Regions from separate parts of the Mus musculus genome. Here region 2 is linked to region 1. The links are chromatin loops, found by intact Hi-C in ENCODE. Cell type or tissue: left cerebral cortex. All regions are shown on one strand. Links, peaks and the distances in the headings refer to the core of each region. The heading gives the core; the rest is flanking DNA.

Region 1 (15,952 bases), core at 4,276-12,275:
TTGAAAAACTCAAAAAAAAAAAAAAAAAAGAGTAACCACTACTCTTAACCATGGAGTCATTTCTCCAGCCCAAAATATGTAGATTTGTGAAACAGATAAATATGCACTGAAAGGGAGTGAACCCCAAGATATGTCAGAACATATATGTATATATACATATATATATGTGTGTGTATAGATGTATATATAATAAATTATGTTATATAACAGTATGTATAATATATAACAATATACAATATATTATATAGAATATATATTTGTATACATATTTACTATATATTGTATATGATATATAATGCTACATTATATAATTATGAAATAATATCATATATAATATATGCTATATTTATTTGAATAATTATATCATATAACATGATATATATGCATATATATTTATTATAAAGGGGAGAGGGAGAGATACTTGTAATACAATGCTAGATTTTTTTTTATAATTTAGGCATAGAAAACTTTCCAAGTTATGGGGCTAGAGATGTCTCCACATTTGAGAGTGTATTAATTTCTTTCCATTGCTGTGATGAAATATCACAGACAAAAGTGACTTATGGGAAGATTCATTTTAACCTGCAATTCCAGATCTGGAGTTGACAGTGGTAGGAAGGCACGGCATGACCGCAGAAGCAGGAATCTGGCCAGTTACATTTTCATTCACATAGGAAGCAATGAGAGAAGAAGAAGTAGGGAGAGGCTATAGATCCTCAAAACCTTCCTCCAATCACTTGCTTCCTCCGGCTAGGCTCTGCCTCCTAAAGTTCCCTAATATTGAGTTTTCAGAATTGGGATCATGACTTTATTAAGTTTCTATTATACTGTGCTATGGTGCTCCTCAAACTGTCAATGGTAAAATACATGTTTTTAAATTTTCCAATATATTGTGAAGCTATAGACTTGTAAGGTGAAATAAACTGAATTATTATGAGAAAATTAATCCCAAAACACAAATTACTAGCTGATTAATAGAGATCTGGAAACATATACTAGTATTAATTGTTAGCATTGGCAGATGTAAAGCTATTCCACCCCTGGCATGGTGGTGCATGCCTGCAGTCTTTACAACTGCAGAGGCTTTGCCAGGAGACCAGCCTGGGGAAAATAATGAGACTTGTCTCAAAAACAAACACCACCTCAGTTGAGTCAGTGTCTGAGTACTGACTCCATTTCTATACACCTTGTCGACTTCCTGCACAGGAGTTTTCAGACTATTATGCCCAGTAGCATTGACCTGGAGTTAAACATCAAAGGAGATGCTTCATGCGTCCATTTTTTTTTTTAAGTTAGGGTTTTTCTGTGTAGCCCTGGAAGATCTGGATCTATCTCTGTCTCATCTCTGCTTCTCCCCCTCACCCCGCACCAAGAGCAGGCTGGCCTAAAACTCAGATCTGGCTGCCTCTGCCTCCCCAATGCTGGGGTTAAAGGTGTGCACCACCACTGCCCGCTTCATCCATGCTTCTTAATAAGGTAAGTCATCCTTTATAATCTTAAAGTGCATTGAAGCTGTGCATTACTGGAGAGAGAAAACACTTCGTGGTACAGACTAACCCTGTAGGTAACAAGACATTTACCTCCCCTTTCAAACACTCAGAGCGCCAGAGCAGGCCTCAGTTGGTCGAGTACTTGCCTAGCATAAACAGTCTTAGATTCCATCCCCAGCAATGCGCTTCAACTGAGTGTGGTGGTGGGATGTACCTGTAATCCCAGCCCTGGGAAGTAGAGGCAAGAGAAACAGGAAGGAACTCAAGGGCACCTTCAACTACACAGTGAGTTTGAGGTCAACTTGGGCTACATAAATATAGTTGGCAGCTCCCTGTCTCCTCTGTTTTAACCTTATTATCCCTCCTCTGCTTGCCCAGGTCTTGTCTTCTGCTCTGCCTTCCTTTCAACCCCAGTCAGGTGCTACCCTGGTGTAGAAAGAGGCTGCTTGGGCTTTCTCACTGCTAGTTGGACAGAAGCCAGGCTGGTTTGCTCAGCTCCTCATTTCCTCCCCACAGGCTGGTTAGGTGCACTGAGTATCTCTATGTTACAATAAGGTACCTAAGTACTGGAGAAAGTTAAGAAATACATCCTCACTGGCCAAATTCTATGTCCTAAGCTACTGAAAGTGTTTACAACACAAAAATCCAGAATGGACTAAAACCGAAAACTGTTTTAAAAAGACTTATTTCATTGCTTTATGGATATGTGTGTGTGCACCTGAGTGTCTATATATAATTATTTTTATATACATACACATATATATGTATATCTATACTACTTACATACAGGTCTTTGGAGGCCAGAATAGGGCATCAAATTCCTGGCATTGGAGTTATAAGCTGTTGTGACTACCCGATGTGGTTGCTGGGACCTAAAACCAGGTCACATGCAAGAGCAGCAAGTGTTCTTAACCACTGACCCATCCCTCCAGTCTCCCCACCTCTCCAGAACCAGCTTTTTGAACACCAACCCAAAGCCACAAATGAAACACTCCAGACCACAACTCTTTGCTTCACACACAAAATTATTAAAAATCCCATATGAAATTTTCTTTAGGTGTCCAATATAGTAGCCTATATCTATAATTTCAGCCCCTAGGGCATATAGCAAGAGAATTCCAAATTGAAGACCAGTGAGACCCTGAAAGAAAGAAAAAGAAAGAAAGGAAGGAAGGAAGAAAGAAAGAAGGAAGGAAGGAAGGAAGGAAGGAAAGAAAGAAAGAAAAAGAAAGAAAGAAAGAAAGAAAGAAAGAAAGAAAGAAAGAAAGAAAGAGAAAGGCAGAAAGGAAGGAAGGAAGGAAGGAAAGAAAGAAAAGAAAGAGAAAGGAAGGAAGAGAAGGAAAGAAAGATAGGAAGAAAGAGAGAAAGAAAAAGAGAAGAAAAAAAAGAAAGAAAAAACATACTTGGGGTGGAAGGAGATCTTCAGTGGATTGGTGAAAACTGTATGCTATATTCTAAGCCCAGCTCATAATGAATATGACTAATTTGCATTTTCCAATGACAAAAATCAAAGTCAGCCTGTGTGCAAGCACAGGTTAAGATAACCTGTAACTAGGGTGTTACCAAATCTCGGCGGGCTTCTCACTAGACTTAATTATTAATGGCTGAATGAGTTCACCCATGGATCAAATTCATTTTTTCAAACTGTTCTGGTTAATAAAATCTCTTGGCTCCAGTGCATACATACTTGTTACAAGCACCCATAAACAGAATGAAATAAATATTGATTAGTAGCACTGAAACTATGTATTGATCCTTCCCCAGTTTTGATGACTCAGGGGCAGAAGAGTGATATGAAATATGGCCTGCTCTTTATACGGTTGCTGAAGAGCCACCTTGAAAGTCAGCTCGGCACATCTGGACATTCACAAAGGATGAGTCTGATCTGCGATTAGACTCCAAGTAGAATCTTAGCCCACCACAAAACGTCTTTAAATCACCCCCCCTTCCTTCTTCATGGAGTCAATATGAGTCTATCTTCCTGGCAGGAGAAAATGGGAGTCCTGCTTTTGTGATTCTTATCAGACATTGCTCTTAGCATGCAAACACACACACACACACACACACACACACACACACACACACACAACATTTCTCCATTCCTTTTGCTTTCAAGTACCAGCATCCTTGACAAGAACAGTGACCTGGGGCTGGAACAGTAGGAGTTGACCCAACTTTGGATTTTCAGGTCATTTTCTTCAATGCTGGTCATACACAGAGGACCCAAGGTTAAGAGGTCTGTGAGTGGCAGCTACGGCTGTGCAGGCCTCAGTGGAGTGTCAGGGAAGTGTGTGGAGAGTTTGACTGGATTCACCCAGTAAATGGAGAGTTTGACTGACATTTGGAGGCCCAGGAACAATGAGTAAACACAGCAAACTATCCACCCCCCGCCCCCCAAATGGCCACTGGGATCCTTCGAGAAACCCTAGCACCTAAAAGCAGGGTTACACCTGGGCATTGTGTTCCTAAACTTAACAAGAAAAGAAAAAGAAGTAAATAATTGTTGATGAGAGTCAGGCAAGAAACATGTGATTCAGGAAAAACATAGACACCCCAACCACTAGCTAAAACTCAGTGTGCCAACTGCATATCCATAAGTCACAGACCCAGGCAATTGGAAAGAGTGGGCTGGTTAGCCAAAGCCTTCAGCGCCATGAAGGAGAAGCACAACTCTTTGAATGGCTTGGTATTAATTCTATGAAGACCTGTCACAGGATTTTCCCTGTTCAGTTACATTAGTACAGAGGATGCCTGTGATTGGACAGGGAAAAGGGAGGCATCGAGAAGAGATGCAGAGACAGAGAGCATCTCTGGAGAGAGAAGGCCAAGATGGAGGCGGACATGAACCAGCGTGGTTTTAACCAGTCACGGGTAGTTATGATACCATAACATTAGAATAATTGGGATAAAGCTTTTATCATTATCAATTGGTTCTCAAATGATTATATTGGCATCTTATAAATTGAGAATTTATTGATACATAAATCTGATGGGTTATAAGCTTCAAGAGTTTTGATTTACCGGGTTGATGAGTGGTGTGGCGGCTGACCGAGAGTTGGACAGTCGTTGCGTGGGGCTGGAGTGGTAGAGAGGGAACGCAGGAGCTCCAGCCCCTTCCAGACAGACCACCAAGTTGAGATCACCCAGCTGGAGCCATGTGGCCCACCAGTTGCCAGCAGTAGCGCAGGTCTACAGGTCCTTTTATTTTAATTTTTTTTTAATATTTCCCGCAAAAAAAGACCAAGGGTGATGAGAGAGAATAAAGGCACGAATCCTACCTGAGATTGGTGGGACATCCCAGGTCCCTTTGAGGAGTTGATGCTGGATGAGGTCATTCCCCAAATACTGAGGCTAGTATTAAAGAAGTCTGAGCAACAGAAAAGAAAGCCCTCACAACGGCATTCAAACTGTCCTGTGTGTCAATTCACTTAGCCCTCTCCTGTGACTCTATCGGAAAGTTGTATGCCCTGACAAGGCCATGAAGAATGGCTCAGAAAGGTTGCCAAACCTTTGGTCCCATGACCACACAGTAACTGTTAAAGCTAGAATTCCCAACTTTGCCCTTGATGTTGCCGTCACGTGCTCTGTGAGGACCAGGATGCTGCTGAGGAAGCAGTCAGTGACAGAGCAAGGGCTTTGAATGGAAACCAAATGAAAAACGAAAACAGAAAAGGAGGAAGAACAAAAGCCTGGGAAAGAAGTAGAAGGAAAGGCTGGGAGTCAGCTCAGCAGGGTGACTGTCACAACCAGCAATCAGGAAGAAAAGTCCAGTCCACATACTTTCAGGCTTGCAGGGAGTTCACAAGAGGGGCGATTTGGGTTTCTCCATCAGGGTTCGACTTAGAGTCTCCATGAAGGGTTAGGGGACAGCCAGTGGGCTAGAATAATCTTTGCAAATAACATGGAGGAAAATGCGCTGCAGCATTTGCAAGATGTACCCCTAAATGCTTCTCTTGCTGGGAATGAGCCTCACGTCATCCCATGTCTCTCCTTCCCAATATACACAGCACACACACACACACACACACACACACACACACACACACACTTGTTGGGGAACTTATTATCTAGCTTGCCCTTTCCCCAGAAAATACAGGCATCCTAAAAAGATCAAAAGCCGGGAAATGGAAAAGGTCTCATCAGGAATCCCAGGAGCTCCAGGCTGGGAGAGGCATCCCCGGCACCCTTCAATTACTGGAGAAGCCTTTCAGGGAGTTGATGGTGGTGTCTGGACAGACACCACTGTCTTCATAAAGTAGTGGTTAGAGGTGTGGGCTTTGAAGTCAGGCTGTCTTGGAGACAGACTATCTGGCTTGGAGTCTGTCCCAGGCTCAGTGTTTGCTGGTTTCTAGAACTAGCATTAGTCTTCTAGGCCTCGGGTTCTTACAGGACTCACCAGGGTACCGTACAAGTTGCCCAGTGTAATGGGCACAAACAGTGCAGCACAGCATGTACCTGACGAGAATAAAGTAACCTGTGTGGGAAACTAGTAGGTGCTGCTCCTGATCTAGAAAGCTGTTTTTTTTTTTTTTACACCCCTACCCCACCCGTGTGTGTATGTGTGTGTGTCTGTCTGTCTGTCTGTCTGTCTGTGTCTCTCTGTATGTGTTCGTGTTCCTGTGTATGAGTGATAGCATGCACACGTCATAGTACATCTGCCACAGTACTTATTTGAAAGTGAGTCTCTTGCTTGTCCAGCACTATTTTATGCTGGGTTAGCAGGCCCATGGACTTCTGGGAAATCTCCTGTCTCTGCCTCACAGCTCACTGTAGGACCACTAGATTACAAATGTGTAGCCGACTACTGGAATACAGACGTGCAGCTCTGTCACTTGGCCTTCTCTGCCTTTTCAAGATCCAACCTGAGCTCCTCACTGTCAGGGGGCAGTTGCTTTACCGATTGAGTCATCTCCCTAGCCCCAGACCCGAGGTGCATTCATTTAGCCACTCAAATAACAGTACTGAAATAAACATCCCAGCTGAGGGTTGATTCCTGCCCCCAGCTCCTAGAATTTTCCCCCCTCATTTAATCCTCACAGCAAGGCCACCACAGTTAATCCCAGCCCAAAGCTCTTGGATGTTAGTCTTGTGCCCGGTGTGTAGTTAGAGGCACTTAAGGCGGGGTTCCAGAGACAGCCTTTGTGAAGTGTGAGTTCCTTCCGTTCAGAGTGCACGGACAGGTAGGCTACACTAGAGACCTGAATGGGTGTTTTCCACCTCCTCCTCCCCCCTCAGCTGTCCGGCAAGGTCAGGGCAAATTATACCTGTGAGTATTCAAGAGTGAGTACCACCTTAAATCAGACACCCTGGCACCTCCCTAACTCATGCTGCGTCAGGTCATGCTGTTGGCTCCAAGACAAGTCACTGCCTTTTCTGCACACATAAGAAAGCAAACAAGCAAAAGATTTAGAGAGAGGGGGGAAAAAAAAAACAAGAGGGCAGGCAGTTAAATTTGGAAAAGAGTTCTAAGTGCCAATTTTTTTTTTTTTTTTTAAGAATTTATCTCTCAGGCATCCTGGGAAAATTTTAGACAGAGCTGAGAACAAAACCATTCAGTATGGGAAGTGTGTCCTGTAGACCTGAGATTCCTAGGCGACTGGAAAATGAGGCCAAGACCACTCCTAGGGTTTGGCTGAGGAGAGAAGGTTTTGTTGTAGGTGTGAGGGAGAGGACAGCCAAAGGCATCTGGAAGGGTCCAGACTGAACTGGGCCACGGTCGGGGATGGGAGGCGAGAGAGGAAAGGAGTGGCAAGCGATCCAAGAGAGGAACCAAGATACTAAGAGGGCATGTAACTAAAATGGCTGAGTTATATAGCGATCAGAGGCTGGGGGAAGGAAAGCCCAATCCGCGGGCTACAGAGGTTTAGGGGAAGGAGAGGGGGAGGGGCGAGAAGTTCAGGGAGAAGCCACAGGCTACTGAGAGGTAGCCAGAGTCAGCTTTGATATGTTAATAGGCACCTCAGGTAGCCAATTGCCCTGGGTTTCTTTGAGACCTAACATTAGGCAAACCCTCCTCTGTGCAAGGGCAGCTGGGACAGTTCCGAGTGAGAAGTCTGTGCAGTGAGGTGTCACACGCAGATAATGTCCTTCCTGCCTTTCCCGGGCACGGAGAGGTGCCCCGGCTCAGTGCATAAGCCCTTCATCTGGACAGAACCTTCTAGACTAACTAGGACCAGGTTTCTTCTAATCGTTGGGCTGGGTCTGGACTTTCAGAGCGTACAATATTGGTTAAGAAGGACACCTAGGGGCCGTCCCGGTTTACTGCAGGCAGGCACTCCTAGCTGCCCTGGATTCGGGATTCTCAATATTGTATGAACAAGGTGCTGTAGGTTACAGGGAGAAGGAAACAAACCTAACGAAAGCCCAGTTTCTAATTTCTAACCCCCAACACTTCTGATTACTCGCTGTGCTCTTGGGGGAGTTGTTTGGGGGGTTAGAAGCATGGAGAAATGTAGGGATTCAATAACATCTAACTCTTAATAACGTGTGCCTCAGTTCTTGGGACAAAGTAAGCCACGTCTTGTTATTGTTTCTAATGGGACTCTGCAAGGAAGAGAGTTAGTAACATTTAACAGCATTAAATTTAAACATCAATAATGTAAGACTTACATTTTTAATAGTCACTGAAGACCACAGTAGAGGTTTATAAAAAGTAAAGTACTTTCTCAGGGGGAAAAAAAAGTCAAACAAGCCAAACTGGCAAGATTTTTTAAACACAGTCTTTTAGAAAATCAAAATTAATTTATACATACACACAAATTCTGCTTTTTGGTTTTTTTTAAATTTTTTAAGTAAAGACAGGCTTGATGTGACTGGTTTTTCCTTTGCTTCAAACAACAAATGGTTTGTCCCTGTCTGGTACTGTGCCAACATATAACAAGAGGGCCCAGTGACATCTTTGTTTGCTTTAGATACAAGAATGAGAGCCCAGGATAAATGCTCAGACACACCAAAGGTCACATAATCAAGTACAGAGGAAATCACCCCCACACAGGAGCATCCTGGTGCAAGTCACCTTTTAAAGGGCATATGAAGAAGGACCACAGCGTTGGGGTGATCACAGGGCCTCGTGCATGCTGGGGCTGGGGCTGCAGCACAGAGACACATGCCAGCTGGGCATGGATCTAACTCTGCGCAGTCATGTGTGTGAAGGGAGAGAGAAGGAGACAGAGACACAGAGAGACAGAAACAGACAGGGAGACAGAGAAAGAAAGACATAGAGACAGAGACAGGAAGGAAGTGGAGGGGGAGGGAAGGGGAGGAGATAGAAGAGGGGGGAATGGGGAGAGGAGGGGAGGGGAGGAAGAGGAGGAGACATAGAGTCTTACATGGCCAAAGCTGGCTTCCAACTTGTGTAGCAGAGAACGACCCTAAACTTGTAATCTTCCTGCCTCTACCTCCTGAGTGCTGGGATTAGAGGTGTGTGCCACCGGGCTTGATTCACTGGTGCTGGGGACAGAACCCAGGGCTTTACACATATTGGGCAGGCATTCCACCACTGAGCTACATCCCCCCACCCTCATACTATTACTTGTTGGCAGAGATTTGGGCTCAGAGCTTTCTACCGTAGGCTGTCATTTTACTGGCCATGTGGTAGAGTTTACTGGTGATGTGTTTAACAAACAGAGACAAAGACCCAGTTAGGTTTGAATTTGAAACAAGCAAAGGGTGAACCTACATGGAGTGCATCCATGTCCCCAGTGTGTCCTCTATTTTATCGCCCTGTCACCCAGGCAACCTGATGGTTTAGTAAATAGAGCTGCAATTTCAAAACGGTCTGGATCTCCCTGGTTAGTTTTGGCAATTCCTCTAGGCTCCACCCAACAGCTACCTAGCAACAGCTTGCGCAGCTGCTTGCTTGGTACTAATAGCCAAACTCTCCCCTCCCCCTCCCCTTCCCCCTTCCCTTCCCCCTCTTCCCCCTCCCTTTCTCGCCCCTCTTCTCTCTCCCCCTTTTCCCTCTCTCCATCTCTCTCTTCCCCACAAGTTCATGGCCATCCTCTTCCTCTCTCCTCCCTCTTTGTCCTTCTTTGTCCCCCTCCTTTCCCAGGTCCCCTTCCCGTTCGCACTTGGCCCGTCACATGGTGGTGATTCCTCTGGGGAACACCTCCGGGCCCAACGAGACTGTCCCTCTCGCCCCTGCCGCATTATATTATGTTTTATAAAACACAACAGTTAAGACTCTCATTTCTGTGCTCTTCAACAGATCAGCAAGTGTAGATGGCTTTTAACAGAGTAACGAGATAGAAAGAGGCGTCAGAAAGTGGCTCAGTGTCTTAGGCTTCAAGGCAGGGGTTGAGTTTCTACTGCCTTCACTACCATAGCTGCTTCGGCACAGGAAATGCTCTGCACAGAGTGTGGTACCTGCCCATCCTGCAAATGCTGTTTCTTATACTGAGAGCTCCAGCTCAGGGCAACATAAATTACTTCCTTGGCACAACAACAACCCCACCTCCAAGGATCAACTTCCATTTACAGTGCAATGTAAATTATTGAGAATGTGTGGACTGGGGGCTTTAAAAGTACCTGTAATCACGTTGCCAACCTGGCTCTGAAATATCAGCCAGTTCCAGCTCCTTGGAGCTTAGTAAATTGAGTATGTGGTGAGCAGTTATTTCTTCTAATAATGTGGCTGCGCGCTGATGCAGACAGAGATGTCTCTAGATTCGCCTCCACGTTAGTGACCTTTGGAGGGTTTGGGGGGCATTCGTTTTTTTAATTATAGAGGAGTATTAGACATTAGACCACTTCAATTCCTAATTCAGATCCTTTCGACCTGGGCAAGTTTCTCAGGGCCCTCCCAAATAAATAAACCCTTCCCTGAGCAGCACTAGCTGTAGCTTTATACAGCTTTATACAGCTGTCAACCTCAGGATTGCTGTGGTGTGTGTGTGTGTGTGTGTGTGTGTGTGTGTGTGAGAGAGAGAGAGAGGGGGGGGGTGGAGGGAGAGAGAAACAGAGAGAGAGAGAAAAACAAGAGAGAGAGAGAGAAACAGAGTCCCATCCCTCACCAGTCTCTTCCTCCATTAGGCTGTGTGCTTTTAGGTTTCAGGGACCCTACTAGATATAGTGATACATGCCTGTAATCCTGCTATTCAAAAGACTAAATACTTCAGTGCAAGGCCTTGTCTTAAAGTGGGGATTTAGGAAGTTCCATGAGTGTAGTATTTGTCAAGCAAGCACAAGAAGACATGAGTTAGAGTCCTAGCACCTAGGTTTAGGTACATGGTTTTAATCTCAGCACTGGGGAGGCAGAGACACCTGAATGGCTAGGGTTTGCCTATTTGGCCAGCCTAGCCCATTTGGTGAGTTTCAGGCTAGTTAGAGACCTTGTCTCAAAAAAAAAAAAAGGAAGAAGAAGAAGAAGAAGAAGAAGAAGAAGAGAAGAAGAAGAAGAAGAAGAAGAAGAAGAAGAAGAAGGAGGGAAGGAAGGAAGGAAGGAAGGAAGGAAGGAAGAAAGAAAGAAAGAAAGAAAGAAAGAAAGAAAGAAAGAAAGAAAGAAAGAAAAAGGGTAGCACCTGGGGAATGATAACCGAGGGTATTTATTCTTATTTTTATGAACACTGGTGCTTTGCCTGCGTGTGTGTCTGTTTGAGAGTGTCAGATCCCCTGGAACTAGAATTACAGACACTTGTGAATTGTCATGTGTGTGCTGGCAATTGAACCCTGGTCCTCTAAAAAAGCAGCCAATGCTCTTAACTGCTAAACCATCTCTCCAGCCTCCCAACCCTCAAATCATGTTTTATTTCAATTCATGTTTCACTTGAACTCTGAAGCCACATCATTACTCAGGAACGTCAAGTATACTTGCCCTGCAAGCAAGAAGACCTGAGTTGGATCTCCAGAACCCATAAGGAGGAAAGAAAGAAAGAAAGAAAGAAAGAAAGAAAGAAAGAAAGAAAGAAAGAAAGAAAGAAAGAAAGAGAGAGAGAGAGAAAGATGGAGTGAGGGAGGGAGGGAGGGAAATAAGAAAGGAAGAAAAGGAAGAAAAGGAAAGAAGAAAGGAAGGAAGGGAAGGAAGGAAGGAAGGAAGGAAGGAAGGAAGGAAGGAAGCAGGGCATGCTAACATGCACGTGTACTCCTAGGAGGCATGAGAACTTCATTGAGACACATATCTGTTAGAAGTTCTGTAAGCAGAGGTGAATGGAGTGATATGAGCAACACTAATCTATTGCCTGGCAACTTGAACATCTAAGATGCAGGCTCCCTTCTGGCTGATGCTTCCCGAAGGCTGTGAAGGAAAGTCAGTTCTACACTTCTTTCTCTAGTGCCTGGAATCTTCAATAGAGGTCTTTTTGGCCCTGGTTTTGTGCAAGCCCCACCCCAGCCTGTGCCTCCAATGTTCTCCAGGCATTTATTCTGCCAATCTCTGTGGCCAAACTTCCCCTTTTTATAAAGACCAATTGTGTGAGTCTAGGACCCACCCTAAGGATCTCAGTGTAATGAGCATGTGGAAACTTCTGGTTTCTTTGGAAAATCAGTTGTGTCCGATGGTGTTTTGATGGGGCAGACATGTGAAGGAACGTTTCACTGAAGCAGACACAGGTGAGAGGATGTTTTGCTGAAGCAGACACATGAGAGGATTCGTGATGAGGGACTTTTCTGACGCGCATGCATTGGTTCATCTTACATTGCACTGTTGAGCTCTGCTTGTCATGATGTCATAAAAAGAAGAGCACCAAAAAAAAAAAAAAAAAAAAAAAACCTCCTGGTGGTGCTCTGGCGACTTCTTGTCACTTCTTCAGACTCGGGCTGAGTGATGTCAGCTGTTACAGACTCACATGGAATTTTGCTATGACAGACTCGTGTGGTGAGACAAGACCCAAACCAGGACACGTGATGTTTGGAGGGAGTATAAACAGGACACAACAGTGATGGGGGCTTGCGTGCAATGCTTTGCAAGGCTTCGCTGGTCCCGCATCTTTGCTGATCTTCGCTTCACTGAGAGAGGCACAGCAGAGAACTTCCCCTGGCATCTCTGCTGGTCTTGGTCGCTCCTGCTGACTTGTGCAGGGTCAGCAGAGGCCTGGCTGTTTCTGCGAGATTGTGCCACCGCTGCTGATTCATGTTTGCTATCCCGGCACTACCGCACTGGACTGCTGGTATATTCGTGACGTGTTTGCGAGTGGATGGAGCTGCTGCTGCTGACCTGTGAACTGAACTGCTGATTTCCTGTCAGTGAAGATTAGATTTGCTCCAAAGAACAATTTCTAAACAGATTCACTTACCCCCTATCCTAATAACCTTTCTTTTCCACTACTTCTGGTGGGTGATGGGCTAGAAGGGAGGTTAAAGCACTTAAGAACAGTTATTAAAATTAGAGTTGAAATAAATTTAAGACAACTTTTCTTCTTGGACATACATTTCAAGAAGAAACATCATCCAACTCTAGAGGTCGACTTTTTGAGGTTCTGAAATGAGGTAAAAACTGTAAGTCAACAGAGGCAAACATGAAGAAGAACGGCAGCCATGTGAGAAAGGATGCAGATCGCAGAGCCTTGTGTGCCAAGGATCATGGGAGGTGACCAGAAACCAGGAGACTGGCACAAAGCAGGGATTTCCTCTGCGCTTCTGGAAAATGCCAATCCCACCAAACCCTGCACTTCAGACTTCTGGTCTCCCAAATGCTGAAACAATAAAGTATTGTTCTAGTTTGGTTTTGTTTAAAAAAAAAAACTATAATCTAACAACATCTGTTTTTAAAACAGCAGCAGGGGTGGTGGCTTAGCCTACACTCTGGGTTTGTGAGACAAATTCTCATTCAAAATCCCTTGACTCATGATCCTAAAGTGTCACATCTGGATGTTGTGTCCTGGAGAAGAAGCAGCTGTGTGGCTTGGTGCTGTGTGCCCACTCAGATTTCAGATTTCCAAGATCACAGACGCTCAACAAAACTCTTTGTAACAGAGGCTCCAGCACAACATAAAGGCCTGGCTTTTTGTTTTGTTCCTTTTGTCTTGTTTTTATTATCTTTTCCTCCTGCTCTCCCCCGCCAAATGAGAGCATGTTATGATGCTATAGGTTCTCAAATATCTTCTTCTTCTTCTTCTTCTTCTTCTTCTTCTTCTTCTTCTTCTTCTTCTTCTTCTTCTTCTTCTTCTTCTCCCTCTTCTCCTCTTCCTCCTCCTCCTCCTTCTTCCTTCTTCCTTCTTCCTTCTTCCTTCTTCCCTCTTCCCTCTTCCCTCTTCCCTCTTCCCTCTTCCCTCTTCCCTCTTCCTTCTTCCTTCTTCCTTCTTCTTCTCCTTCTTCTTCTTTTTGAGTCACAGGGTATCAGTGTGTAGCCCTGACTTGCCTGGAACACTCTAATGCTTTGTGCTGGCCTCAGATTCTCAGAGATGTGTGTGAGTCTTCTTTCTGAATGGTGGGATTAAAGGAGCACATCACCAAACCAGCATCTCCGACAAACAGGAGGAAGCACTACAGGCTCTATGAGGTAATAGGTAAGCTACCAGGGAGCTTGGGGATGGCAGAGCAGTTGTTGCACTTTCAGAGGGCCCGCCTTCCATTCCCAGCACCTACTCTCTTCTGAACTCCTCAAGCACACATGAGCTTCTCGTGGTGCACATAGGTGCCCGAAACAACACTTGTACACACAAAATACAAGTAAATGATTACCAAATACCTATAATGTGCTAGATAGTGTAATGCAGTAGTCTCCTACTCAGGGTCCACCCCACAGGAGTTTGCAGTCCAGTATAAGGACTAGGCCATGTTGACAATGTGCCCTGGACCTAATTCTGTCAACTTGGCAGGACCTAGAGTTACCTAGAGACAAGCTTCTAGGATTGTCTATGAGGGGTTTCTTGATGAGATTAACTGAGGTGGGAAGATTCAGCCTAAATATGAATGGCACCATTCTATGAGCTAAGACAGAATAAGGAGAAGAGGGAAACGACCATCAGCGTTCATCTCTCTCTGTGTCTGACTGTGAAGGCAAAGCCAGCTGACTCAACTCTCACTCTGTGCCTCCTGTGGTGGTTTAGATGAAAATGGCCCACATACACTTGATGGATTTGAATGCTTGGTCTACAATGGTTGGAGTCATCAGGAAACACTAAGAGGTGTGGCCTTGTTAAAGGAGGTGTGTCACACCATTCCCAATCAGCTCTCTCTCTGTCTAATAAGAAGTGAGCTCAGCTACTGTTTCGGTGTCATGCCTACCTGCCTAATGCTATGGTCCCTCCTGGGATGGTTATGGATTTACTCTGATACTGTAAGCAAGCTCCTCATTAAGTAATTTCTTTTATAAGTTGCCTTGGTCATGGGTGCCTCTTTACAACAATAGAAAATTAAGACACTTTCTCTACCAGATGGATTGTGTCCCTGAATTGTGTGTCAAAATAAGCCCTTCCATAAGTCACTATTGTCATTGAAATAAGAAGAGCATTTAATACCACAGGCTATTGGGTGTGGGCAGCCACCAAAGCTGTAGGTAAGATTGGAGTCAAAGTCGAGTTTCTGGAGGAAGTAACTTCTGTGTATATTTTCGTGCAAACTCAGTAGTCCTGCATCTTCTCAGAGAAAGGATGTTGTATTTGAGCAGATATACAAGCTGGTGATCTTAGCTACTAAAGAGGCTGAAGCACAAAGATCCCAAGTTCTCAGCCTGCCTGGCTACACAGTGAGTTCAAGGCACTTCTGGGTAAATTATTAAAGCCTGTGGCTGGGCCCATGCAAACCTGACATCCTGAGTTTGATCCCAGGGTCCCACATGGAATGAGAACTGATACCCTGAAAACTGTTCTCTGACCTCCACACACATGCTAAAGTATGCACGGACCCCCCACAACACATCACTCACACACACACACACACACACACACACACACACACACACACGACGATGATGATACATTAAATTTTTTTTAAAAAACTGTCTCAACATAAAAATGTAAAAACAGAGTTAAAAGGTCCAAACATTGTGTCTTCTGGCATTGTGTTTTTCTGAGGTTCAATCTTTTATCCTGAAAAATAAATAAATAAAAAGATATTGGTTTTGTTAGCTTCTTCCTTTCACCAAGTATCAGAGAATACTGGTGGTATCTGTCCAAGAGCAGTCAGCAGAGAGAATTTTGTTGTATTAACATTGTAGGCTACTTGGCAATTACAGGATTTACTCTCCAAGCCAATAGTTACAGGCTGTCCTTCCTCTAATGGCTCATTTATTGTCTGCTATCAAGTGTATCACATTAAAATAATTATAATTTTCTTCAAATACCAAGGAAAGAATGACTGTCTTAAGTGGAGGGGGAGTCTGTCCAAATTGTTTGCTTACCTTTCCTTCATTTATGGAGGGGGAACTGAAGGGAGAGAGTTCTTGAAATGAGACAGTAAGTTAAAGTTGGGAAATAGAAGAAGATCCACGTGTATGCCAAAGTCCACTGGAGCTGTCCCTGAGATTGATTGCAAAAAAGCTGAAAAACGCGGCGATGCCTGCGATTGGCAGGTGGCAAGCTCTCCTG
Region 2 (15,952 bases), core at 3,523-11,522, 120 kb before region 1:
CACTCTTCATACAAGGTCACCGGCCGTTCTAGAGCATTTGGAAACCTCAGTCTCCTTTGAGGGCAGCTACAGGGTGTCCTGTCTGGCTCCACTAGCCGGTCTGGAAATGCAGGGAGGAGGAAGTGCAATTCTGGCCCTGAGTGCATAGGAGAAGCAAAGAATGCTTCTCTTGGGAGTTCTCCAAGACTGCTCCCCTCACAGCAGTGAAAGGGAGCACGGGGGACCTCCTTCCATACTATTACTATTACTGTGGGGCAGGAGAGAGAGAGAGGAGAGAGAGAGAGGTGCTTGGAGACAGAGAGATGCTTTTAAACAAATTACAACTCAGCCTTTAGCTTGCATGGTGAAGGAGATCAAGTCTGCACTGTAGGGTCATTACAAGTAATAAATAGGAATTGATCTCCCTGTTCAGAATGTGGCTCAACATCTGACGAAAGGCTTCTGAGGCATGTGGTTACTGTGAGCTCTCTATCTATCCATCTATCCATCTATCTATCCATCTACCAACCAACCTACCTATCTATCTATGGCTCTCTCTCTCTCTCTCTCTCTCTCTCTCTCTCTCTCTCTCTGATGTATGTATATATTCATAGGTGTAGGTGCCTGTGGGTAGGTGGATGCACCTGTATGTGCTAGCTAGTGGGGGCAAGAAGACAGGAAGCACTTGGCTGAGTGTGCCATCTCCGCAGCCAGAAGTAAGTTCTTACCATCATCCACAGCAGCCTAGAGAAACTACAGTGGGCTGTGTTGCTCTGGGCCCAGCTCTTGCCAGGTATCAGCTGAGTATTGTTCTAACTACAAAATGATTGTGTGATTCTGGCCCATGTCACCTCTTGAGAAGATTGTCACACAAACTCCGCTAAGACCTTAGTTAAGAAAGTAAACACACTCACTTGAGGAGAACGTAAGTCACAGCTGACCAGGCGCCATTTGTGTAGACATATTTTCCCGGTCTGTTTCACATGGAGCCTTAAGAGGTGAAGGTGGAAGCTTACCTAGGCTACATAGGAATCTCAGGGCTGCCTGGCTACAATAGCAATATATTAATAATTACTAGTGCCATACATTCTATGCCATAAAGTGTGTGCTGCCCACCATGTTTGTCCCAAGGGAAGAGAGACACTGGGACCCAGACTGATGACCAGGCCCTCTGCAGGCTTTGAGATACAGACAAGTGTCACCAAGCCCCACAGCATTGCTTTGACGTCTATGGATAAATACTATGACACATAAATGGTGGTTGCCCAAACATTAGTAACTGTTCAAAGGAGAACCCACCCAAGGAACACAAGTGATGTGTGTGTGTGTGTGTGTGTGTGTGTGTGTGTGTGTGTGTGTGTATGCGTATGTTCTTACATATATTCATATGGAGGTCAAAAGTCAACCTCAGATGTCACTCCTCGGGTGATGTCCATCTTGGTTTTTAAGACAGGGTATCAGTGGCTTGGAGCTCAATGAATAGGCTAGGCTGTCTGGCCAGCAAGCGCCAGGGATCCACCTGTGTGAAGTGAGTGCCACCATACCCAACATTTTACATAGATCCCAGAGCTTGAACTAAGAGGACAAGCTCTTTACCAACTGAGCCACCTTTCCACACCCTGTTCTCTTCCATATACCATCTTGCTATCTGATCAGCAGGCCATCTTCCTCCAACTGTAGTCTGTCTTTGTCATGGCATTTAGATGTCATGTTCTAGAGTTCCAGAATCTAGAATACGAGCAAGCCACGAGGAAGGTGAGAATGTGTCGAAAGAACATGAAAAATTGAGGACAAGAGCTCCCCCAAGCAATTCTTCTTCCGAAGAAATTATCCTTCCTCATGTCTGTGGCTTGTCTCCAGAGAGATAGATACCTATTCAAAGTGCCTGGGTTGGTCCTGAAGCCGAACATGTAGCCTGGCCATCAGATTAAAGGACTCACGGTGAGATTCCTCACAGTAAACCTACAGAGAATGAACACTATCTGTTTTAAAAGAAGCTGAAGCAATAGGTGTTCATGAGTGAGTCTAGAGGGTCATTATCCCTGAAGATCACCTGTGCTTTTCATACCCCACACACACACACACACACCCGAAGTTGTCACAGAGATTCCCTTGGCAGGATGGTGGATTCAGAGAGCTGTAATCGGATGCCCAGGCAGAAGCCCTATCCAGGGAGCATTGGCAGAGGCTGGTGAGAAACAGGATAGGGACCTGTTCTCTGGAAGTAGGATACAGTCAGGGGCCTGCGCATGAGGGATGAGCCCTGCGATCGGTATGGAGGGATCTATTCACAGCTGGAAGAGCTACAGATCGATTTGCTGCTAGGCCACCAGCAATGCAGGTCCTTCATCTCTCAAAGCCTGGCAAGAGAACTGCTCAGGCTGATATGTCTTCTGCCTGATGTGACCTTCCAGCCACTGTCACCTGCTGACCTCATACATTCTTTAAGAGTCAGCTCAATTGTCCCCTCTCCTGTGGCGCTTAGCCGATGGATTTCATTTTGGCAGCATTCTCCCTTTTATTTATCAGCTGAGTTAATGGCATCTCTCTTGTAGGCTCCCATGATAATGTGCTCGTGGTGTATTTCATTGAGGTTGTTACTATAGGAAAGAATTATATTTGTTTGGGACATACACTAGGAAGTCTATTAGACTCTGTGAACAAGAGAGAAGAAGAACATTGCATCTTTGTTCTTCATCCCTCTACAAAGAATAGTCAGAATTTGCTTCCTACTGTATCTGGTTTTACTGATGAGTGTGTGTGTGTGTGTGGGAGAGAGAGAGAGAGAGAGAGAGAGAGAGAGAGAGAGAGAGAGAGAGAGAGAGAGAGAGAGGGAGGAAATTCTGCTATCTGTAGAAGAACACATATTGCATCTAGCACGTAATCTGGTCCCTTGGTTGCCAACAAACAAGTTCCAATTGCAGCTAACATAGAAACATCATTGCAGGAAAATGAACAAAGCCCTCGGAGGAAACCTGGCTTCAGAGAGGGTCTGGAGAGCAGGAACTTGAGGACAGAGCCATGCACTAGATTGATACTGGCAGACAAACTAAGATCCAGACATCTTTATCACTCTACCCGTGTTAAATACCACAGTGAAAACACTGGCCTGGTCTAGCATGGGCCACACACCTACACATCAGAGTATATTCTCCCATCCTCCAAGGATAGTCCCCTGCTCAACCTCACCAATTCATATCCAACCAGCAGCCTTCTGGCTTCGCACATGTGATTTTCCTTGCAGATCAATTCAGTGTTATTGATTCAGATACAGAATTTAAGAAGAAAGTGCTGGCGAGAGAGAGAAAATCTGAATGAGAATTGGATTTTAAATAGGGTGAAAGAATTGTTATGACCTCATCAGAGTGAAAGTCCATTGCGCTTATGGTTTTTGTACAGTTCTATTCTGTGAGAGGTAGTCACTGCAGTAGTCCAGAGTGACAGAATGCCTGAATGAGAGTAATCAGCGTGTTGTGTTATGGCTGTGTATGCTGCTTCTCCTTTATGACGGGTGGTCTCTGAAGGGAAACCTGTTCATCTTCAGTGTCTTTGGATGAGAATGGTGTGATATAGTTGATCCTTTTGAGCCAAGTAGGTTGTCACTCAGTAGCCAATTCTACAGATCTGAATGTTTCTGTTTGGCAAGTACGTTCTCTAGTTCTCTTCAACCTAAAAAGTGGAGATAAAAACAATATGGGGAATTCCTACCCAGTGGCCAGCTCCTAGAGCACTCTAGGTAAATGGTTATCAATACTGTCCTTATCAATACCGTCATTACTGCCCCTAACTTCCCCGTTATCTTTCTCAATGTTTGTTGCCAATCAGGTATTCAGTGTCTGGTAAAGGTATAATTTCTAGTCATAAATAAATTCATGTCTGGCTGGCTGATGGTTGACAATGAATGTTCTGTTTTCATCGCTGTACTCTCAACAATGTACAAAATGAATCTTTTGGACAGGAGATATTCTATTGAATACAGAGTGTGATTTTAAAAGGTAAAGGAGGGATAGAAATAGAGACTCTTGGAATGGAAGGTAGGTTTGGGAGTCTTTGGTATGGCAGGGGATTCTGGGCTAGGAGATCTCTTCTCTGGGGGAGCTTCTCCCTTCTAGGCAGCTCCAACTGTACACTTTAGCTCAAGATCTATCACCTGCTCGCTGCTGCCCAGAAGTGCTGGCTTTGCTGTTTTGAAGGCAGAGAGAAAACATATGTTCATACATGTTAGTACACTAATGATGACACCAGTCTTGTTTCTCAATAAGTTTATTAACATAAATGAGATAGCTGCGGTTCCTGAGGGCTTAGCTTCCTGTACAACTGCTCACCCAGCAGCAGCTGGAGAGGCAGCCAGAAAGAAGTTAACAGTATTCTCAATAGAGTCGAAAGAGGCCAAGTCAGATGTAGCCTATTCTTCAAGCAGAGCTCTGACTTTCCGTGGCTATTCCCATGAAAGGATGATAACAGACCTGAGCCTGTGACGGTTAAACGGGAGAATACATGAGAATTCTGAGCATAGCCCAGCATATGGCGGGAGGCAGATCAACAGCCAGGATCCTGATGCTGCCCCTCCAGTCTCTTACTGGAAACCTCCTTGGGTTATCTTTATAGAGTCAAAGACTGTGGGGAGGAGCATACCTGGTTATTGCCAGGTAACAGTAGGGGTGGACTTTAGACAGAATGCTAACACTTACCATACCTAGGCATTGTACTGGCCACCCCATTTGTTGTGTAATGTCTTGTGATCACAGGAGAGCCCTCCGAGTAAAGTATCAGTAGCTCCCCCTGATACAAAAGGATCTATGTAGATCAGATGGCACATGTCACTTTATTCCTGCTATACAGCAGCTATTCTTAACCTGTGGATTGCAACCCTCTGGGATCAAATGACTCTTTTACAGGGGTCGCCTAAGACCCTCTTCATATCTGATATTTCTATTATGATTCATAACAGCAGCAAAATTACAGTTATGAGGTGGCAATGGAAGTAACTTTGTGGCTGGGGGTCACCAGAACATGAGGAGCTGTATTAAAGGGCCACAGCATTAGGAAGGTTGAAAACCAGTGCCATCCATGAATCAGAAGGACAGGGGAGAGATTTTCTTAGCAATCATAAGATTAAAAAGAAAATAGTTCACACTTAATATCTAACTTCAACTCTCCAAAGTTATAAGTTCAGCCATGACACTTACCTTGATAAAGACACAAGACTACACACCTCTGTTCATGTTAATAAACAGAGATGACAGTCTAGATTTTTCTTATTCAAAAGCCTGTTTTCCCATAACTCCTCATTTCCTTTCCTGCCCTCACACTTTTCAAAAACCAAGTCTCCCAGCCTCCATTAATCTCACTTAGCAGTGAGCTAAACCCTTTTAAGTACAAATATCCCAGATTTATTCTCCTCCTGGAGCCTCGGCCTGACAAGGCAACACACAGAGGTGCCATTTTCCAAACCATCTTAACATTTCGGTGACAACTTCTTTTACAGCCTTTTCAGCTGCATTAGTGGCTCACATATTTCATTAACAAGAAAGGAAAAAAGTAACAAAATGCCCAAGCCCCATGTGACTTCCCCATGTGACTTCCCCATGTGACTTCCCTATGGCCTGAGGAGATCATTCCCCTACCACAGTCCTCTTGTGTTTCCATTCTCACTGGTTTGAGAGCAAGTTCCTTTTGAGGACCCCAGCTGTGTGAGTTGCCCTAGGACATTATGTCCCTCCTGTATAATTTAACAAGAAGATTCTAGAACTCAAAAAAATGCCAGGGCTCAGGTTTACCTGTGCTCAGCGCAGAGCCCCAGTCCTCCCTAGACAGCTTTTAGCACTGTGTGTTGTTGAGGAAGGTTCGATGCCTTCCTCCCTTCCCATCTCAAAGCTGTCAGAACCACCCTCCCCCCCCACCCCCATCCCCCCACCCCCAGCTAAAAGGGAACTTAGAATCTGTGTTGGCTCACACACTGTACAAGGAAAATCTTAAAAAGGGCAAGGGGAATGAGGCCTGTTGTGCCCTGATTTGCATGAGAAAAGAGCAAAACTAACAGCTAAGGGGAGCTTGGCTTCCAGCCAAGGGAAACCCTAGCTCCGCAAAGAAAGGGAAAGAGCCGGCCTAACTGTAACTCTGTGTGAGATGGGGTAAGGCCTGGAGTCCCCCACCAACCCCAACGCTGGTCACTGCTGGACCAGCAGGATGCCTTGACATTCAGATGACATGGCCTGCTTGCTCTGGGCTCTTCACCGGGCTTGTGTGTTCACGGAATGAGTTGTGTGTGGGGGAGAGCACACACACACACACACACACAGTGTTTGCAGGTGGACCCCATGCTGAATCTCACTTTAACTCACGGCCTACACACAGTTAATGCTCTGTAGGCGACTTCATCTGCAGGTAGGTGTGTGGGAGCACTGAGGTGGTGTGCGACATAAAAACCAAAGCAGGACCATGTGGCTCCTTAACGCTGTCTTTGAGGAAATGAAATCATGCCAAGAGCTGGAAGTCAAGTCTGAAGGATTGAACTCCGTACACTGTCTTTCAGGTTCTACATCGAGAGCATATCCTTCCTAAAGGATAAGAACACCGTGGAGCTGTTTTTCCTGAACGCAAAGGCCTGTGTACACAAGGTAAGACACTTGTTTGTGTGTTCGTGGGATGTCTCCCCGGAGACTGTGACATGGTCTTGCCTGCCCTTTTACATCCTAACTTGGGAAAGAATACAGTCTCTCTCCTCAATATCAGCTCCCCAACCTACCCCTCCGCAACCCCTCCCCCCAACCCACTCCTCAACAGGCCCTCTCCTCAACCCACCCCATCCCAACCCCTCTCCCCTCCCCAGGCACTCTCCTCAGCCCTCCCCTCCTGGGCCCTTCTTCAGATGCCGGATGGTGAAGCGGGATAATTACACCTCCACTAAGTCACTGCTTCAAAGGTAGCCAAGGGAGGCTCCCCACGGTATGAGCAAGAAAGACAGAAAGATGGATCCCTTCAGAGTGCAGGAAGCCTCCTCGTTTTAGCATTCACCATACTTAAAAAAAAAAAAAGCAATCCCAGTTCCCGTCCAGCCTGCCAGTCCCTAAGGCCACTCCCACCTTAGCTCCAAGGAAACAGAGCTGGCAGCTGAGCTCGACTGACCACTTTCAGCAGCAGGTCGGTTCTCTTTAGTCGTGGGCCAGCTGAGGTTGTTTTCCTCTGTTTTGTTTCTGTCCCTCAAGGACGAGTTACTTTTACAAACATCAGTTAAACATTTCAGAAAAAAAAGAGAGAGAGAGAGAGGGTCGGGATTGAAGTGATACAGCAGCTAAGTTGAAATGCCTGCCTAGTTTGGTTTGGTTTCATTTGCTTCTGTATGGCCTTAGTGTGGGCCTTGGGGAGGGAGCTGGCTGGGTTTGGGGAAAGACTGTTGTTATGCAGCCCAGGCTATTTTTTTTTTAATCTTTATTTATTTGTATTGTGTGTGTCACGGTGCAGGGCTGCACACTCTAAGGCACACATAGGGAGATCAGAAGGAAGCTTTCAGGGGTGGAGTCCGTTCTCTCTTTTACATGAGTAACAGAAAACTCAAGACCCTCAGGCTCGAGTCAGCGCTGGCCTTCATACTCTGTCTCTTCACTGGAGTATTTATGCTAGTTATATATGCTATGACTACTGACAGCCCTGGTGCAGGTGTGGCACCTTCCTATGTTTTTTTATTTCTGTTGAATTTGTGTGTGTGTGTGTGTGTGTGTGTGTGTGATGTATGTATATGTACATATGTGAGTAACTATACATCCCTGCCAATGCACATGTGTGGAAGTTCAAGGACAACCTTGGGAGATGATCCTCACCTACCACCTGTCCGAGACCGTGCTCACATACTGTGTCTGCCAGACTGCCTGGCTCTTTAGTCTCCTAGCACTGTCTCCTATCCCCCGTGAGCACTGGAATTACACACAGACTGTGCCTGGCTTCCCATGAGCTCTGAGGATTAGTGCTTGCGCGGCAAGGGATTTAGCATCTCGCCGGCCTTTCACTGAGTGTTTTATGACCTCACTTTACCGCCCTGGTTGGATGAACTCTCTTTGGTTTGCTGTCTTCATGATTGCTTTTGAGTTGACGGTATACATCTTCAGCGAACCACATCTGTCTCAGGGAAGCCCCAGCATTGCACACATCCTGTGAGCTCCTTCCGTTTCTCCGTGTAGACAGTTCCCATCATGCCTCACTTTTGGCTCTGCTGCAGATACTGGGGACATCACTACTTCTGTGTGAAGTTTTGATCACCTTCAAAGATATTTAAACACTATAAAAGCATGGTTATCACTGGGGCCCCCATTTCTGTTTTGTCTTCATTCACTCTTTTCTGCCTGACTTAACTTTTCTTCCACCTGAAAGACACTGGGTAACATTCCCCATACCATGTGAGTCTGCTGGTGACTTATCCTTCCAAGCTTCTTTCTGAAAGCACTGGCTGGCCTTTGTCTTCAGTTTTTGAATGTTAGTCCATAGGATATAAAAGCATACATTGGCAGTTTTTTCATTTCTACAAAAATAATGATTCATTATGATTTTTCTTATGTTGTTGCTGATGGGGTATCTGCCGCCACACCAAGTCTTTGTGGCTCAGTGTGTGAAGTGTCTTTTTCTCCAGCTGTTTTTCCAAGTTTCCACTTGAGACAGTTTGATTATGTGTATCAATACCGTGATACAGCTTTCTTCGTGTTTCTTGTGACTTAAGTGTTTTGGGTTTCTAGGTTTATTCTTTATATTAGATTTAGAAAGGGGTGTGTATGTGGGGGGTGTGGTATTTGCGAGGTATTTGTGTATGCTTACACGTATGTGGGTCATATGTGTGCCAGTGCATGTGTGTGCATGTGCCGGTACAGATCAGACAACCTTGGATGTCTTTCCTCAGGAACTGTCTGTCCATCTTGTATTCTGAGACAGATTCTCACTAGGACCTGGGACTCAACAATTTGGCTGAGCTGGGTGATCAGTAATCTCCTTGTGACCTCTTTTTTTATGTGACTCCAGACATCTAGGTATATAAAATAGGTATCAAAATTATTGGTAACAAATCATATAGAGATTCATTTTAAAACAATTTTTTGATATATGCACACATCTTACCATTTTTTTAAAGCTAAAAGTAAATGTTCATACTACTGAAATGGATGTGTTTATTTTTATATATAGAATTCAATCTTGGCTGAAGGTTGGTTATTATAGGATGTAGGAAATCTTCAAAATTTTTCATAGTTAACTAACATTTTGGTGTTATAATTGTCAGTGCTAAGAACACTTTTTCATACAACTGTGAAATGCAGATGTAGCAGAAGTGTTGTGTTTCAAGGACATTTGAGAAATTGTTGGAAATTTGGTCCTAATCCCAAGTGAAACTCCATGAAACTCAAGCCACCTACCCAAACAGCCATGTTTAAAATCAAGTGTTCTGATACACTGCAATCCAAAGAGACACTAATTTGGTACTTCCATGCTGAGACATCGTGGTAGGGAGGTAGCACCATTCTTTGTTCTTCATAATGAAATCATTATACTTCTGCAAGTGGAGAAAAGCTTGCACGCACATTCAAAACACTCCAGTACCTAACACTCAGCGTAGGTAACTGTGGGTTGTCTGGTTTCAGGCATTGCTAGCTGGCATGTTCTTATGTAAGCTGTGCACAGGGCAAAGTATGCATGCTGTGTGTTCAGAACTGAGCCTGCAGTGATGTGGAGAGAGGCAACACAGGCAAGCACCGCCTGAAACATCTGGTTCCTCACACAGCTGACTGTGAATCAGGCTTTGGTTGTGGCATATTCAGAAACCTTTTACTGTTGCCAGATTTTTTTTCTCTCACAAACTCCACATTCAGTCATGTTACCCCACCTGGGTTTGTGGCCATAGTCTCAGGAGCTGGTACCAGGCCATTAGAAGTGACTCTAAGGCTTAAGTTGTTTCTTTGTTTTCATTTAGGGTTGAGGTATTCTGTTTTGGTTTATTTTGGTTGCATGTTTGTTGTTGTATATTTTTCCCATGTGTGCATGTCTGTGTGCATATGTGGTGGGGGGGCAGTCTATGTTTGTACGCATGTATGAGGGTTGGCATGTGTTCATGTGTACAAGTGCATGTGTGTGTACGTGCATATGTGTGTGCGTGCATACATGTGTGTGTATGTGTGTGTATGCATATTACCTCATGTCGTTTCTGTTGTTGTATCCTCGGGGGGTGTTTGAGCATTTATTATAAGAAGGATTTTTTAAAAAGAGATGTTGTACAGGTATATGTGACTACTTAACTTCAGACCATACAAAATGTAATAGTGATAGGTATTTTCCTATCCTTGGCCACATAGACTAATTTATGCCTCAGTTCTGGGTGGTCTTGGGTTGACGTCATTTTTCCTTCTAGCCATGTTTTGCCAGCCTGATGACATGTGATTGCCTGTTAAGCAATTGCTTGTTGTATCTTCTTAAAAGTTTTAAAATTTGATGTGCCTGATTTGGGTGCTGGGAATGGAACCCAGATCCTCTGGAAGAGCAGCCAGTGCTCTTACCTCTGAGTCATCTCACCAACCCCCTAGATATTACTAATTTTATCTTTTTGAACGCTACTTGCTTTTATCCACACATAAATATTCTTCGTATTTGTTTCTGGGTGCAGTCTAGTTATTAGGATGCAGTTTGCTTTTTTCCAGACTTGTTTTTATGATTTGGTAGGCAAGCCCAGAACAGAGCTCACTCTACTGTCAACTAACTGTTTCCCATCACCTGGGCAAGACTCCTGGGTCTGCTTCTGGGTACCCGGAATTCAAAGGTTTCCTAGTCTGCCTTAAGGCATCATGTACCATTTCCCATCCTGAATGAGGACCAAGCACTGTTCACTTCCAGCCTTTCATGAGCTTCCACCTTCAGGTAATCCTTCATGCAGGGTGGTTGCTAGTCTGCCCAGTACCCCCAAGCCCCATCTTGCTTCCCTCGGGGCTCTGTTCTACAGAGTCTTTTCAGTTCAGTTCTTCAATCTTCCAACTCCAACTCAGCTCAAGGTGTCTGCTGTGCTCCGTCATGCTCAGAGTCTGGAAGCCTCAGCAGTAAGTAGGGACACTATGAGACTTGGTTTGTTCCAGGCTCACTGTTTATGTTGCCAAATTCTCAAGTGTTTTGAAAACTGTTGAGATTTGTTTTGGGGGGCGAGGATGGACGTTTTCACAGAAGAGAACACATTCTATCTCTATTGCTCCGTCTCATCTGGTAGCTGACATTGTCAAAGCAGAATCTTTGGCTACTTCTATGAAAACACTCAAATGTCACCACCACCAAAACTTTACTATCACCCTCTCTTTTGGGGTTCAGAATTCCCTAATTGTTGGCTGCTGAGTCAACACTTATACCCAAATGCAGCATTTACGAAGCAGGAAACGTAGCCTGCAGCCACACTTGTTGTCCCCTCCTGTGTGGAGAAACACAGTCACCCTGGGTGACATCACTGCCTAGCTGATCACGCTCCAACAGAATGGCTTTCTCTGTCTTGTTTGTGCTGCTACTTATTAAAGCCAAGAAAAATAAAAACAAGAATGTAAAGCCTGCCGTTTTAAACTGATAGTATTTCTCTTCTGCTTTATACACTAAACTCTGCTTGAAGAGTGTTGTGGAGCAGAACTCTTTTCGGTCTGTCCCTCTGTAGCCTGTCAGTTGCAGGTCCTCCTCTCTCAATGGGACGTTTCTTATGCCTTCTCAGAGAAGTTAGAATACTGTTATTTAGAAATGGGATCTTGCCGGGAGGTGGTGGCGCACGCCTTTAATCCCAGCACTTGGGAGGCAGAGGCAGGCGGATTTCTGAGTTCGAGGCCAGCCTGGTCTACAAAGTGAGTTCCAGGACAGCCAGGACTATACAAAGAAACCCTGTCTCAAAAAAAAAAAAAAAAAAAAAAACCCAAAATAAAAAAGACAGACAGACAGACAGACAGAAAGAAAGAAAGAAAGAGAAATGGGATCTTACCATATATCCCAGACTCTTCTCAAATACAGAGCAGCTTACCTGCCTCCGTCCCCCAAATACTAGGATCACAGGCATGAGTCACCATGCCCAGCTAAAATTTACAGTTTTTATAAAACATAATATGGACTATTACGTATGAATGTGTATGAGACTGTTGTCCACATAATTATTTTTTAAAAACAATTGATAGGAATTTAGGATGGGTATTTTCTATGTAATGAGTATGCAACAGTCAAAAGACAACTTACACAATAGCGTGTTTGTTCACAGGATGGAGCGTCTGTCTGCCATCCAGTCATAAGTAATTCCTTAAAGTGTTTTGTTATTTAAGGACAATTGACATAAGGAATATCACCTGAACCATGGCCACAGCAGTAAATAAGTTCTGTGAGCACATAGCTTCAGCTGTGGATTTGTAGGTGGGTTTATTGATTGGCAAACATGAGTCAGTGGGGTTGACAGCTAGATCTCATTGCTCACTGCTACATCTAAGAGCCAGTGGGCTTCCCTTCACAGTGTGCAGGGCACATTCCTCACTCACGATGTGTTAACTTACTCTTACAGCAATTCCCCAGCTTCTTCATCTTTGCCAGAGAGCTTCCCTTGCCTTGTTTTTTTTTTTTTCCTTCCACAGAGGACAGAATGAGCCAGAATAGAGAGCTCTGATTTGCAAATACAAAGCCACACTGTTTACATATTTCATTATCAGAAATATGACTATAAGATTGAATATAGTAGCTGGAGCTCTGCATGCTGATATGAAAATAGGTTCATAGTCACCAGCTTTAGCTCAGTAATATACCAACCATTTAGAATGCTGGGTAGCACCAATGGCTCTGTAAATATCATTGCCCGTATGAATTGTGAATATGCTGCTGGTGACCTTTAACTTTGTTGAAAGAAATACCTCATTTCTGACTTTGCATATCTAGGAGAGTCTGGAAAAGAGATAAAGATTTTTCATTGTTGTTTACCGCAAAGCAAACGTGCGTATGCACAATTTAACACCACTCAGGCATTCATTCAGTGAACTGCTGGTGACTATTCAGGAAGTAAATACGAGGAGCTGATGAGCAACATTTCTTAATTCCTAAGAAGTCAAGAGATAACAAAAATGGCCGGGTGCGATGGTATGTGTCTGTAACCATAGTACCTGAGACATGGAAGCAGGAGGTTCAAGAGTTCAAGACCAGCCTCTGATCTACAGTGAATTCAAGACTGGCCTGGGCTTCATGAGATATCTTAGGAAAGATATAAACAATAATGTAGTGTTTTCTAGAGAAAAAAATACAGGACAGTATCTAGGCATTTACACTTGCCATAATTTATACTTTCTAGGGATTGTTGATAACATTTACCTAACTCTGGTCAACTATAATTATAGATGTCATCAAAGGATGAATGAGAGAGATTAATTCTGCTCTCATCTTGTTTGGAGATGTGTCTTTGTGTAGTAGGCAACTGTTAATTACCAAGTCCTATAGCTGACTATTGATGCTCAACACTAAATGGGATGCTGGTATAAACTACAGGAAGACTCAGGATACATGGCAGAAAGACTGTAGGAGCTGAAGGATGGGGAGGGGCGCTGTGATATGCTGTCTTCTGGACATGGTATGGCCATTGCACTCATAAACTCCCTAAAGCTATGGTCACATAAGTTAAGATGAGGCCAGGGGACCAGTCAACACCCAGTAGACAGCACTAACTGAACTTGGTGGGTTTTAGAAAAAAAGAGGGGGAAAGGACCTAAGTATGGAAAAGAGAGGTGTTGAGAGGTGTTGAGGAACGTCCAGAGAAGTGAAAGGGAATAGTTGAAGATGGATATTATCTAGATAGATTACATACATATGTACAATTGCCAAAGAATGAATATGAGTACATGTGTATATATATATACTCATGTGTGTGTGTGTGTGTGTGTGTATAGATACAGATATATGATTTTGCTTCCTTTTGACATAGAATCTCACTATATAGCCCTGGCTGGCCTGGAATTTGTTATGTAAACCAGGCTGGCCTTTAATTCACAGAGATCTATTTGCCTCTGCTGGGATTAAAGGTGTACACTACCACTCTCAGCACTAAAATTATTCTTTAAAAAGATTAATAATAGTTTTTGTAGAAAGAAGAATTTCACTGCCAGTCTAATTTTTAAAATCAAATGCCCATAGATTTCCTCTAATATTTTAGGCGTTAAATAAAGATCAGTTGTCTCCTTATAGAAAGCTAGCATGGGCTTAGGATAAGTAGATCTGTTGATTGAGTGCTGAGCTGGTGTACACTGGGCCCGAGACACTGCACTGCACTGCACAAACCAGGCTTGGGAGCACAGGAATGTAACTGTACACTAGAGAGGTAGAGGCAGGAGAATTGGAAGCTCAAGGTCCTGCTCAGCTATGCAATCAGTTTGAGATTAATTTGTGATTCCAGATACCCTATCACAAAACAAAAGGAAATTAGAGCTAGTGTTTGTTTATTTAAGACAAGGTCTGATTATGTAGCCCAGGCTGGCCTCCAATTTATAATCCTGCCTCAGCCTCCTGCATGGTAGGATTACAAGCGTGTGCCAGCACAGCCAGCAGAAAGCAAGTTCTTTCTACGTTTTTAAGGTTTTTTTTTTTTTAATTTTATGTGCATTGATGTTTTGCCTGTATGCATGTCTGCGTGAGGGTGTTGGATCCTGGAGTTACAGACAGTTGTAAGCTTCCATGTGGGTGCTGGGAATTGAACCCACATCCTCTAGAAGAGCAGTCAGAGCTCTTAACCACTGGGCATCTCTCCAGCATTGGAAAGCAGGTTCTTTAGGCTTCAGTTTTGAAGTGCCCGTGCGCAAACCAAACTCAGCCATGGCTGGACCCGAGAACATGTAAAAGCGTGTTCAACCAGCAGGATCCTCTTGAAGCCTGTGGTGGGCTGTATTGGTGTATGGCTGTTTATCTCTAGAGATGCTCAGTGGGTTTCTTAATGTTTCTTCTGACATTTTAAATTCCAATTAAACATCAAGAAAAATGAAACCGGTTTCCTTTGGAAAAGAAGAAGAAAAAGAAAGAAAATCTACCCTAGCAGTCTTTTTGACACATCCCCACTTCCTGTATGGCTATATTAAACACTGCCCATGATGGGATGTTTCTGTTTGCTAGCTCTCATCTGCAGGTGCAGTTTGCAGTGTGAGAAAACACATTGCAAACCTTAGTATGTTTTGACCGTAACCTTTGATCGTAACCTCTTTTCTGAGGCGAGGTTTCAGTGTGAGGGCTACTTTGGGCCTGGGCTAGCTCTGTGGTTTAAAATGGTGCCTAACCTCTTCCACAGAGAGCTCTCTCAGGACAGCGTGGGTGAGGTTAGGGTGTCAGTTCTCATCACACGACCTGTGAATACCTCTGTCATGTTTATGCCAAATACTCATTATTACTTAAACAGGGGGTGGGAGCAGGGAGCGGCAATGCATGACTTCAATTCCTGCACTAGGGAGGCAGAGGCTGGCAGAGCTCTGTGAGTTTCAAGGCCAAATTGGTCCACACAGAGCTATGTAGTGAGACCCTACCCAACCCCCACACTAAAAAGAAGAATTTTTTTATGTGTGTTTTTATGATGTGTATGTGTATGCGTTCATGTGTGAAGACACACTTGAATATCAATCTTTATCCTCCATCCTGTTGGAGGTGAGGTCTCATGTGTTTTGAGACTGGAGTGTTGGTGCCTGGTCTGTTGGCCCTGGGGTTTCTGATCTTGCAGAGGTCCTCCTAGTAACCACATGGTGGCTCACAACCATCTGTACTAGGATCCATGTCCTTTGTGGTGTGTCTGAAGACAGCCACAGGGTACTCCTATACATAAAATGAATAAGTCTAGGGAATTCTACTGTCTGTCTCACTTCTCACCATAGGAGCATTGCAATTACAGACACTCATCATCATGTCTGGTTTACCCACGTGTTCTATGTTCATCGTGTTTTCACAGCAAGTTCTTTCAGCTACGGAAGCATCTCCCTGGCTCCCC

Evidence for each region. Peaks named below come from ENCODE experiments on the same cell type or tissue, not always from the same donor. Only the 100,000 strongest peaks of a DNase experiment are listed, where the experiment ranks them.
Region 2: a loop joins it to region 1, with 2.1 times the contacts of the local background. A loop is called at or near these places in 2 of 42 quality-filtered maps.

The regions. Positions count from the first base shown.
Region 1 is chr6:97,269,880-97,285,831 of GRCm38, reverse strand. It overlaps Gm32191 (a long non-coding RNA gene), which reads right to left. Exons shown (of 4, transcript XR_869294.2): 3 at 15,766-15,952; 4 at 15,380-15,454. Among named protein-coding and RNA genes, the nearest start is that of Gm32191, 25 kb to the right of the region's middle. In left cerebral cortex, for the core only: a CTCF peak has its summit at 7,736; DNase peaks (open chromatin) are centred at 7,724 and 9,205; H3K4me3 peaks cover 360 bases.
Region 2 is chr6:97,386,840-97,402,791 of GRCm38, reverse strand. Frmd4b (FERM domain containing 4B) reads left to right here. Exons shown (of 23, transcript NM_001346637.1): 5 at 6,515-6,599. Among named protein-coding and RNA genes, the nearest start is that of Frmd4b, 93 kb to the left of the region's middle. In left cerebral cortex, for the core only: no CTCF peak of the experiment used is centred there; DNase peaks (open chromatin) are centred at 6,033, 7,093 and 9,670; H3K27ac peaks cover 1,446 bases.